2 separate regions of the Mus musculus genome follow, and region 2 is linked to region 1. Evidence: chromatin contacts called from ENCODE Hi-C data. All regions are on one chromosome and are shown on one strand. Each heading gives the region's core, a stretch centred on a gene start or an enhancer-like site at or near the end of the contact. The rest is flanking DNA. Distances are from core to core; before and after follow the strand shown.

Region 1 (5,737 bases), core at 520-3,019:
CCCCAATACAGGGGAATGCCAGGGCCAAGAAGCAGGAGTGGGTGGGTAGGGGAGCAGGGCAGAGGGAGGGTACGTTCGGGATAGCATTTGAAATGTATGTAAAGAAAATATTTAATAATAAATAAATTAATTAATTAAAAAAAAAAGAAAGCAGGCTGAGCAAGCCATGGGGAACAGGCCATAAGCAGCACGCCTCCACGGTCTCTGCATCAGCTCCTGCTTCCAGGCTCCTATCCTGTTTGAGTTCCTATCCTGACTTCCTTTGATGATGAACACTGATGTGGATGTATAAGCCAAATAAACCGTCTCCTCCCTGAGTTGTTTTGGTAATGATTTGCACCAGTAGCAGCCTAAGCCACCTTCTGCCTGAAATTCTCTTGGCCATACCAAGCCTGTTCCTCTTTTTTTCCCCAGCTCAACAAAAGGCCGTGAACCCACAAGCCGTTTTAGTATTTGCTCCAGTGTTCCTGCTGACTCTGCCTTCAAAATCTCTTCTCAAGCAGGCCTGTCTCATCATCTTCATTACTAACTATTCACACAGAGAAAAGACATCTGAGCCCCTAAATCTCAAGTTAGCTCACTCTTTGCAACCCAGTGGGCCCTGGCCCTTTCCCCATGGCCCACTCTCCCGTCCTGCTGCCACCTGCATGACCGCTCACACATTGCCCTGTGTGCTGCTCCACCCCGCACCTCCTTCCTGTTCCATGTGTGATTTTCCTAGAAGTTTCCAGGAGTGAGAAGATGGCCATAAAACTTGGTAACCCAGAGGCTGAGATGGGTTCACACAGGAACCCCTGCTTTGTCCATAGCAGTAGAACTTCTACCCATACATGAGGGTAAGTGGGAGCAAAGCCCTGTGCAATCCTGGGTAGCTGTGCACAGTGAGCCATTAACTAATGTGGATCCAGCAGGGCAGAATGGAGTCTGCTCTGAATGCTGGGCAGTCTGGGGCAGGAGAGAAGAGTCAAACTTCTGGGTGGAATTGAAGACTAGGGGGCAGGGGACAGCAGGCCCAGAGGAGCAGGAAGAGTAAAGTCTTTATGTGGTTTTTAGGGTATAGAACAGCAGTTCTCAACCTGTAGGTGCTGACCCCTTTGCCACACTCTGTCGATGATTCATAAGAGTCGCAAAATTACAGTGATGACATAGCAATGAAAATAATTTTATGGTTGGGGTCACCACAACATGAGGATCTGTATCAAAGGATCACAGAATTAGGAAGGCCAAGAAGCACTGGTATATAGAGGGAATGAATCAGGACTTTCAGTGCTGAGACCCAGTTCTTCTTTTGTGAGACTGAGCTAAGCACACAACAGTGGTTAGGGTGTTGACCAGCATCTTAGAGCCAGGGACCGTGGGTCCCTTAAGGGAGGTTCCCATGCGCAGACTGATTGTGGTGATTGAGTCTCAAGTGGGGGACAGAGGCTCCAGAGCAAGCTGGAGTTTGTGTTGGCTCCACACCAAACAGTGCCTCTTTCTGTAGCCCCAGTAAAGCTCATACAAGGGGCTATAGAGGAAACAGACAGGGGGGGGGGGGCGGACTAAGGAAAGAAGAAAGCACACACAACAAGTAGCTGGCAAGAACACCCCTGTCCCACCACAGCAGAATCCCTGAGGGATGACAGGAGCTAAGCCTTAGCCTCAGGAAGGGCAGGGCCTCTTCAAAGCATTCTCTCTTTGACACTTTGGTAGCCCAGGACTCAGGCCCTCCTTCGCGCCAGCCTGAGCTCAAAGGCGCTCTGTCTCCCCCCCAGGCCTGGGGTTGAGAGCCAGGCTCAAGATAATGAAGTAAGTGAGCTGGGGGCACCCATTTGGAGCCTCTCTTTCTCTGGGAAAAGGCAAAGGGGCCATTACAGGGAGGCAGACTTATCAAGTTCACACAGACTGCGAGTGACTCAGCCTCCCAGCTGGGAAACTGGGACTCTCTCCACAGCTCCCAATACTACCCTAAGTCTTCCCACTGCTTCACTGGCCACAGAGGAAACCCTGGCCCCAACTAAAGGAAGGGGACTAAGAGTTTTGGTGACAGAGGTGTCATACAAGAGTCCAGAAGGAAAAGCATGGTAAAGAACATTTTACCCCATTTTCCTCACAAAAGGAGAATGTGGACACTTAAATATCTCAAGGAAAAATAATTTTCTAAAGAACTGTCAAGTACCCAAGATACTTAAAATGTAAATAATGTAGAACCCAAGAAATCTCACTTCCCAGCAAAACAAATATAGCAGAATATGAAAATAATCCCCTGTGACAAAATTAAAGACCACTAAAGAATGTGGCATGAATCATTACAAAATTGATCAATGTAACTCACTAGATTACTAGGCACAGTGAGAAACAGACAATTGTGTTTATGAAACAAAGACAATTCTTATCAAAGCCAGTCATGTTCCCGCTGCATATAAAGAGTCCCCGTGGGCCCAAGGGTTGCAGCCTGGATCTCCAGCTGTGGATGCTATTTTGGGAGGTGGTAGAAATACTAGGAGTCAGGGCCTAAAAGCAGGAAGTAGGTCACTGGGGGCATGCCCTTGGGCTGCATCCTGTCCTGGCTTCTCTGTTCTCCTTCCCTGACTACCATGAAGTCAGCTCCCATCCACACCACCAGGTTAGACCCACCTCACTTCAGCCCCAGAAAGTGCAACCAAGAGGCTGCTCAGTCTTCCGACAGTAGAATCCAAGGTCTCTTCTTTCATGTTCCCAGGCCCGGTATTTTGTCACGTGATAGAAACCTGCCTGGGACAACTAGGAGTCTGTCCTACCCCACAGAAATAAGTTTGTGGGCATGCATTCAAAGTTTTGAACTTGATCGTGCAGGGGCTTGAAGCATACTTCCACCCATTACACTATGGGGTGGGGGGAGGTCAGAACAACACGCAGAACAGTACAGGTAGCTCTGGACTTGATCCAGTCCCGTCTCCTAGCTGTGGGTTAGTCTCCTTTAGTGCTCACCATGCTCCAGCTTCTTTAACCTTGGGTCACGATGGAACTTGGTCTTCAGTGTTACCAGGAGGACCAAACCACCTTAACGTGTGCAAAGGTTTTGCCTTGTAAAACAGCTCAGTGATTGGTCAGCATTCAATGGAGTCACGTTCCTTCTGGTACAGAAAAAATTTCCTGTCTAATCTTCATAGTGTATCAGAGATCCTAACCAATGATGTTGCCTAGAAACTATCAGAGATATAAACATTAGCAGTAGAGGTGAGGATCATTTTTCCAGGGGGATGCTTTCCTCCTCTTCTTCCTCCTCCTCCCCCTCCTCCCCCTCCTCCTCCTCTCCTTCGTCCTTTCCTTCCCCTTCTCTTCCTCCTCTCCTTCCTCCTCTCCTTCCTCCTCCTCTTCTTCCTCCTTTCCTTCTTCCTCCTCCTCCTTCTCCCTCTTCTCCTCCTCCTCCTCCTTCTCCCTCTTCTCCTCCTCCTCCTCCTCTTCTTCTTCCTCCTCCTCCTCCTTCTTCCAGAGTTAGGGATCAACTAGTGAAAACTACTAAAGCTAAGAAATGTTCAGCAGGAGTGGGAGAGAAGGCTCAGTGATTAAGATTGCTTTCTGCTCTTTCAGAGGACCTGGGTTTGGTTCCCAGCACAACTGTGGCAGTTCACACCCATCTATAACTTCAGTTCTAGGGCATATAATGCTCTCTTCAGACCTCCATGGCCACTGTACATGCATGGTATACAGAGATAAGTGCAGACAAAGCACACATAAAATAAAATTTTAAATTATCTTAGAAGTGTTCCGTAAGTTCAAAAGATTCCTTCTAAAATACCAATAAACATAAGACAAAAGGAGAGGGGATGTAAGTTCTGCTCCAGTGACAACAAAGCACAGAAATGAGCTGAGAAATAACTGAACGTAGGCAGGTGAGGCAGCTGGTGAATATGCTGGTCACCAAACCTTGTGACCCAAGTCTAAACCCCAGAACCCATATGAAAGGAGAGAGCCGACTCCTGAAAGTTATCCCCTGTCTTCCACATGTGACATAGCACACACATACACACCCAAACAAACAGACAAACAAGTGTAAAAAGTAAATATGAAACCCTGGTTGGTTGTGTGGAATGCAATTTTAAAGACTTTGTTGAGACAGATCTCATCTTAAGTTGAGACACATACACATTTTTAAACACCAGCATCTAGGCAGAGATACAGATGAGATCCCAAGACCCAGGGGTTAGAAAACCCCACGCCTAATCCCACCTTCAGCAACCTAGAGACGGCAGGACATATCCTCAACAGGTGCAGCATTTCCACAGCCTCCTTGAGGTCTGTAGCCCCCCCCCCCATGCGCATGCGCTGTAACCCCTTATTTATAAAAAAAACCAGGGCCGTCTCTTCCCTCACTCTTTTGCCTCCCACCCTGACTTGGAAGCAACCTCTGCATCCTCTCCCTTTTCCGAAAAGATCTGTTACCTGGTGTGACTTTGTCTTCTGCTTAAATCGTAACACTGGGAGATGATCTGTTCTCATAAACATTAACCAGGGAGTCCATGGTAGAGTTAGGATTTGAACCTACCTTTACACTCTCACATCTGGGCTCCCTCGGTCCTGTTCTGCATCCATTAGTCTTAAGTGTTTCTGGACCCCTGTTCCTTGCCTGACTCTAGGCCAGGTCTGTCTGTCCTTTGATGACAGACACGAGTGCTCATGTTCACCTCTCTCCTAGATGGCTTCAGGCTCTTAGGGGAGCTACCACCCACCCCCTCCACTAAGTTCAAACCAGTTTCCACAAAGGCCGCCAAGGGTGATATACAAGTCTCTGGTGTCCCTCTCATTATCCACCAGCATGCTTCCTATACACTGTGAGGTAACCAGTCTTCTGGGGCTGAGAGAAGAGTGGGGAGAGTGGGGGCAAAATGGAAGCAAGGCCACACCCACCCTGGATGCCGATCTCACCCAGGTGTGGCTCCAAGTCTCCAGCTTCACTTCTGTCTCCCTTGGCAACCACACAGGTTTGTGGAGCAACCAGGCATACACACACACAGCCTGCATTTCAACAACATCTCCCCTCCAATTACACCAGGCTCTGAAAATGCACATTTGGCTCATAACTATCTGTCAAAAAAAAAAAAATGCCAAGCTGAGTTGAACTCACAGAGAGGCAAAACTCACACAAAACTGACAACAGCTGTAACAGCCCTAATGAGTCCCTTTTGATATGAATATTCATCATGGTTACCCTAAGGACCAGTAATGACTGAATGGTATGCTGTCTCCAGCCCAGGAGAGAGTGTTGCACATAACGAGATATGTGGGTATGTTCCCCAAGGATACCTAGTGGACCCAAGAGTCTTAGGAATACCCGCCCTGACCACTTCCAGAAGTACCTTCTACCATCCACTCCCTCTTGCCTCCTCTCTTTCCCTAAGGACTGTTCTGTTCTCAGAGAGTGGAGACATACAGAGCTCGGTCTGGGATACTGTATGGGAGGTGAAGGGGAGACTGTGTCACTTTAATTAGCAGGGGTGGGACATAGAGAGACATGAGGAGGGAGAGCTCTTAATGTGGGAACTCTTGCAAACAGTCAATGCAGTTACAGGTAGAATCCCAATGAGAGGGGACTGGACCTTCTGTGCCGAGAGGTCAGATGTTCCCAGGCAGGGCATGCTTCTGAGCATCCCTTCTGGGATGAACAGTCTGAATTGAAGATCAAGAGGACCACTCCATCAGACCAAAGAAAGGAGCTGGATTCCTCAGAAGTATTAGTGCCCTGCAAGTTAATTGATCTGCAGTGGATTTCTCCAAT
Region 2 (5,854 bases), core at 641-3,140, about 55 Mb after region 1:
GTATCTTTATTTAGCCATGAACCAGTTCTTCCAACAAGATCAGACATGAAGTTTGACAGATATATAAAACAATGAAGTATAGAATTACCTGGCATGAAGCAGAAGCAAATGATTGATCCTTAGGCTGATCATCTTCCACCTCACTGAAACGAAACCCTCTCTCACACACATATACACATGTACATACACACACACACACACACATACATACATACATACATATGTATACACATATACATGCTCATACACACATACACATACATACATGCATACATACATACATGCACATATACATACACACATACATACTCACATACATGCACACATACACACATATACATACTTACACACACACACACACACACACACACATACACACACACACACACACACACACACAGAGTGAGACACCTTTGAAGAATCTCCAGCAGTCTATTCCAGGGTGATTTTTTGAAAGCTGCAGAGAGCCTTATCTTTCACTTTACAGATAAGGAAATTCTTCCAGGTCTTTCCTGTTCTCTTGTCACAGGTGGACTCAGGTGGCCCCTGAATGTTTGAAATGACTAGCCTGAGGAGGGACAAGCTGTAAGTGTAAAAGGTACAGAGGATGTTAAAGATGTTACAAAGTAGACAAGAATGCAAACTGTCATTGATACATTTTTTAACAAGGCATTTTTAAAATTTTACATTTATTTATGTATTTATGCATGGGAGTGCATGTGTGTCACAGCATGCATGTGGAGTGGATATCAGAGAACGGATTGTATAAGTTGCTTTTCATCTTTCACCATATGTGTTGGAGGGATCAAACTTAGGTCACTGAGCTTGACAGCAAGCACTTTTACCCACTAGGCCATCTCACTGGTTTAATAAGAAATGTAGGGGCTGGAGAAATGGCTCAGTGGTAAAGAGCACGTGTTGCTCTTCCGGGGGAACCTGAGTTTGATAACCATCACCCACATGACAGCTCAAAACCATCTGTGACTTTATTTCCAAGGGATCTGATGCCCTCATCTGACCTCAGTGGACACCAGGCACACACATGGTATATGGAATTACATGCAAGAAAAACCCTCACACACATAAAATAAATGTTAAGACCATTAAAACAAACATACTTAGAGTGTATCTCTCCTGGTCTCTCTAATAGGATCACCTAATTGAAAATTCAAACTTTCCTAAGTGGCTAGCATTCACACTGTCTTGCCTCTAAGGGACATGCCTTGGTGCCAGTTGTAAAAGCCTTCTCCAAAGGTCCCTGGATTGCCGCATTGGTTGGTGGTGGGTCAGGACGCATGGCTCCCAAGTCTGCATTCTTCGCCCCTCTGTTTTTTGTTACTAAAGTACATGAACCAGTGCTCACAGTCACATCCCTGGACAGCATCATTTAATAGAATGGGGTAGGATTTCTTGGCTCTATCAGAGGCAATGCTATGGGAAGAGGAAGGGCCACATCTAAACCCTTGCTTGATTTCTCGCTCCTAGAGAAAGCCGGCAGCCATCTTGGATGCACTCTGGGTTCCCTTACAAACATCCACAGTTCTATTCAAGTTGTAGAGCTCGATGCCTTAGCACTTTTCCCATTTGCCCCCCACCCCCACCCCCATGCCCATGCTCTTCTCTGCTTGCAGCTGCTGTTGGCTTGTGTTTCCAAACCGAGGAGTCTTGCTGTTGTGTCCAGACAAGCTTTGAGCTCCACATTCTGCAGCGTCCGCCTGAGTGGGTCTCCAGGGGCGAGCCACACCACAGCAGCTCCCAATCCCTTTGAATGCGGCACTCTTGCAACTGTGTTTCCCTTCCTCAGAGTCACCTCCTCCAAGCCGACCTCAACTAGCGCAAGTTCTGCTCGAAGGGAAGAGGCCTCCCCTTGCTCCCCAAAGGTCAAGGAAGAATAGCTGCGAGCTCTTCTCTCTAGTCCAGCGAGGCGGGGCCGGAGGGGGAGGGGCAAATGGGTGGCTAGGGTGGGGAAGGAAGAGGTAGAAAATATAAGAAGGAAATGACACACGGGAACATGTTTTTGAAACGATGCTTAGTGCTCTAGCAGAGCTGTCAACTCCTAGAAAGCAGGACCAGGCCTGTACTGGAGAGACAGGAAAGTGGGAAAGGACCATGTCACAGAAGGATGAAGGCTACTGCCCAACCGCAGACAGAAACAAGAAGCTACCACTCCCACTGTCTGCGTTTGTTTATAGCCTCTGCTTTTTCTTTATGACACACATATAGAAGACGTGGTGATGGAGGTAGATGAAACACACAGATACCCAGACTGAGAGAAAACATTTATTAAACTTTTAACCTTCATCCCCAGCTTATAGGAAGCAGAAACACCCAGATGTTGTTTAAGTCGGGGAGTTTCCAGCTTTGCAACTGGCAGAAGGCCAGGCACACCGTCAGCGCGTGGGAGAAAGTGGGTTCTTGAGGCTGTGTCAGAAGTTCCAAGTTTATGAGGCAGTTACAGCTGGATTTAGCTGGTATCTACAGGCTTAGGATCTAATTGTTTCTTTACAGTGCACTTTATCTCGATACAAGTGCACGCGCTAAATCGAGGGTGGTGGCTCTGTTTTCTTAATATTTTTCTGTTTTACATTTTTTTCTCCAATGCAATGATGATACTACAAGCTTCTCTTGGGCTCTACCACATCTGACAGGGCTTAGAATACTGTGGGTGTGTCCTGAGAGGCCCAGGGCATTTTACCGTGTATATTTTGAAAGACATCTTGAGCTTAGACTCTTTTTCCCATAGGAGGACACCCTGGACGACTCTTCTCTAGAAAATGTAGACACCAAAGAATACTGAGAGCTCACACAACTATTTCCAGCTGTGGGATTCTGGAAGACCCATGCTTTCTCCCAAGCCTTGATGTCTCTTTTCTTTTCCCCATCAGGTTGAGTAGAGCACTATTGCCTCCTTCCTTCTTTCCTTGGGGACCATAGCTGGAGGAAGACTCTATCCGCAGACCTTGCACGTCTTCTGAGAACAACCAAGGGAGGCCTAGGTTTCATGCCAGGAAGAACAGCCAATGACCCATGCCCCAGCTTTAGGGTAGTTACAGCATCGCCAAGTGTCAATGTCTGCTCTGCTGCCCCAAATGAAGAGCCCTACACCAGTGGCTCATGCCAGAAATTAGAGCTGAGCCCTCACAACTCTGTAGGTAGTGAGTCTAAGATCCTGATGCCAGCCTGCCGGTTTCTTTGGCAACCCCTCTGCCTGGCTTGCAAATGGCAGCTGCACCCCATTTCTCTGCACAGTCTTCCTTCTTTGATATCTTCTCCTGTAAGGGCTCCAGTCATATTGCATGAGGGTCCCTTCATGACCTTATTTTAACTCTGCTGTTTCTCTAAAGAACCTGAACATGTGGCATCGTAGAGTCAGATGTCAACAAACATGAATCAAGACAGGAATTGGTAAACCCAGAGTGACACTGTGTCAACCGCTCTCAGAAGGCTGGGATCTTTCCGTATCCTGCAGCCCCAGGCTACGGCTGATCCAGTAGTGCCCTTCTCACCTTTTTTTTTTTTTTTTTTTTTTTTTTTAACAAAACTACCCATTTCACCAGCCTTTCTGAGAGTCATAGACCAGTTGTCTCTAGGATCTCAGTCCCTGTGTGTTGGGATGTGTTCTGGAACAATCTTCTTAGAGCCTCCAGCATTGCCAAGCTGGTGCTCAATGTGCTTCTTCATCTGGAATTACCTCCCCTGGTGTCTTAGTCAGGGTTTCTATTCCTGCACAAACATCATGACCAAGAAACAAGCTGGGGAGGAAAGGGTTTATTCAGCTTACACTTCCACACTGCTGTTCATCACCAAAGGAAGTCAGGACTGGAACTCAAGCAGGTCAGGAAGCAGGAGCTGATGTAGAGGCCACGGAGGGATGTTACTTACTGGCTTGCTTCCCCTGGCTTGCTCAGCTTGTTTTCTTATAGAACCCAAGACTACCAACCCAAGGATGGCACCACCCACAAGGGGACCTCCCCCCTTGATCACTAATTGAGAAAATGTCCAACAGCTGGATCTCATGGAGGTATTCCCTCAATTGAAGCTCCTTTCTCTGAGATAACTCCAGCCTGTGTCAAGTTGACACACACCACCAGCCAGTACACCTGGTTATCCTGTGTGGGGAGCGGGTGTGGCGGCAGTCCCAAAGGCGCCAGGGACTGCAGCTAAGTCATATGACTTGCACCTGACTTCCTCATATAAGACACAAACATCTTGAGTGCTGGGCAGGTGTACCAGGATACAGGTGAATCCAGTCTGATGGAGATTTGCCCCTGCTGCCCTGATTAGCTGAAGCTGCGTGCCTGGTGAGGTGGCGTGGCCTGCTGTGCGTGGATGGGAACTGAGAGTATAAAAGAGTGAGAGGCCCAGGGTTCGGGGGAGATATAAACAGGGGAGATATAAACAGGGGAGATATAAACAGGGGAGATATATGGAGAAAGAAGAAACAGGACTGAATAAACGTGTGCAGAAGGATCCTGTAGCAGCGTCGTTCTTCCTGGCCAGTTGGGCGCGCGTAACAGTTGGTGCCGGAAACCCGGGAAGAAAAACTCGGGACGGGACGAGAAGACCTGGGACGAGAAGACCTGGGACGAGAAAACCCGGGAAAAGAAACATCTTCAGGCACGAGTGAAGACCCCCTGCTACAGGGAGGATTCAGAACTGCATAACGGGGAAGAAGTGGTTAATAAAGGTTCCCGTAAAACAGACTGTTGAGAAGGATCCGGCGTGGATTCAGAACTCTTCAGCTGGGGAACGGTACTGATGAAGAGAAAGAAGAAAGATGAAGACTGAATAAACTGCTGTTAGAAGGACTGGTGGTCGCATCGTTCTTGCTGGTCGAGAGCAGGCGTGACAATTGGTGGCCCGTACGGGGAACCGACTCCCCCACCGAGTTCAGAACTTTCAGCAGTCAGTGGTTGCCGGCAGGGTAAGTTCACGGTGAGTGAAACTTGCGACCCCAGGAGTTTAGGAAGGACCTCGATAAAATAGAGGTGAGCATAAAGTTGCCAGGAAGTAGGCACAAAGTAACCCAGGAGTTTGGGAAGGACCTCGGATAAAATAGAGGCAAGCATAAAGTTGCCAGGAAGCAGGCACAAGGTAACGAAAGGTTCCCGGCTTTGGGACAAGTTAAGGTTCCCGGTTTGGGGACAAGTTAAGGAACTATGATAACCTCAGTGTAGTGATCAATAGATCCTCGCTGTGTAGTTATGCTTTTTTCTCCCATTGACCCTTTGTGGGTAGGTCTGATAGTTTTGGTCTTGCTTGTTCTGATATATGGACTCTGTTACTGTTTGAATCAAGAGGCAGTCAAGACAGGTCAGAAAATCCTTATAGAGCAACAAGAAAGTATGTCGGAAGAGGAGAAGGGCTTAAAAAGAAAAAGGAAAAAGAAAGGAGACACAGTGTTATCAGGTGGACAGAAAGGACAAAATAAAAGAGCTGAGGCGGAGGAGGAAGGCGAATTAGCTTCTGCTCCCCCTCCCTATGCCTCCTCGTCAGCCATCTATGGGCAGACCTTCTGTCCGGAGGTCTGGAAAGAGGATAGATTCTCCTTGCTGGGATGTCCTATTTTCACTGATCAAGCTGAATTTGCATGGGATAGAGATATGCTGCTTGATCAAGGTAGATTTGCACAACAACAAACAGGATATCCACTGCAGGTGTTTGAGCAGGTGAATCAGATTGCTATAAGGGCATGGAAATCATTGCCCAACAGAGGGGAAGCTAGTGAAAACTTGACTCTCATATTGACTCCCCAGATGGACACACAGGTGATTGAGGTTATGGTCTCATCACCACGAGGTACTGTGTCCATCTCCCCTGGGGATCGACAGGATCAGGTGTTGACGTGGGCGAG

Evidence for each region. Hi-C counts contacts between places; a loop is a spot of excess contacts on that map.
Region 2: a loop to region 1 is called in a map of T-helper 1 cell, with 70 times the contacts of the local background. The contact joins two enhancer-like sites. A Hi-C loop is called at or near these places in 3 of 37 maps with a recorded cell type or tissue (T-helper 1 cell, T-helper 17 cell and regulatory T cell).

Annotation. Positions count from the first base shown.
Region 1 is chr6:90,493,947-90,499,683 of GRCm38, forward strand. No RefSeq gene overlaps it. Among named protein-coding and RNA genes, the nearest start is that of Klf15, 34 kb to the left of the region's middle. Within about 2 kb of position 1,770, at least 1 of the 3 ENCODE cell types and tissues checked has a DNase peak (open chromatin) inside an H3K27ac peak, as active enhancers do.
Region 2 is chr6:145,990,806-145,996,659 of GRCm38, forward strand. The region is part of intron 2 of Gm32838 (a long non-coding RNA gene); the gene reads left to right. Among named protein-coding and RNA genes, the nearest start is that of Gm38928, 16 kb to the left of the region's middle. Within about 2 kb of position 1,891, at least 1 of the 3 ENCODE cell types and tissues checked has a DNase peak (open chromatin) inside an H3K27ac peak, as active enhancers do.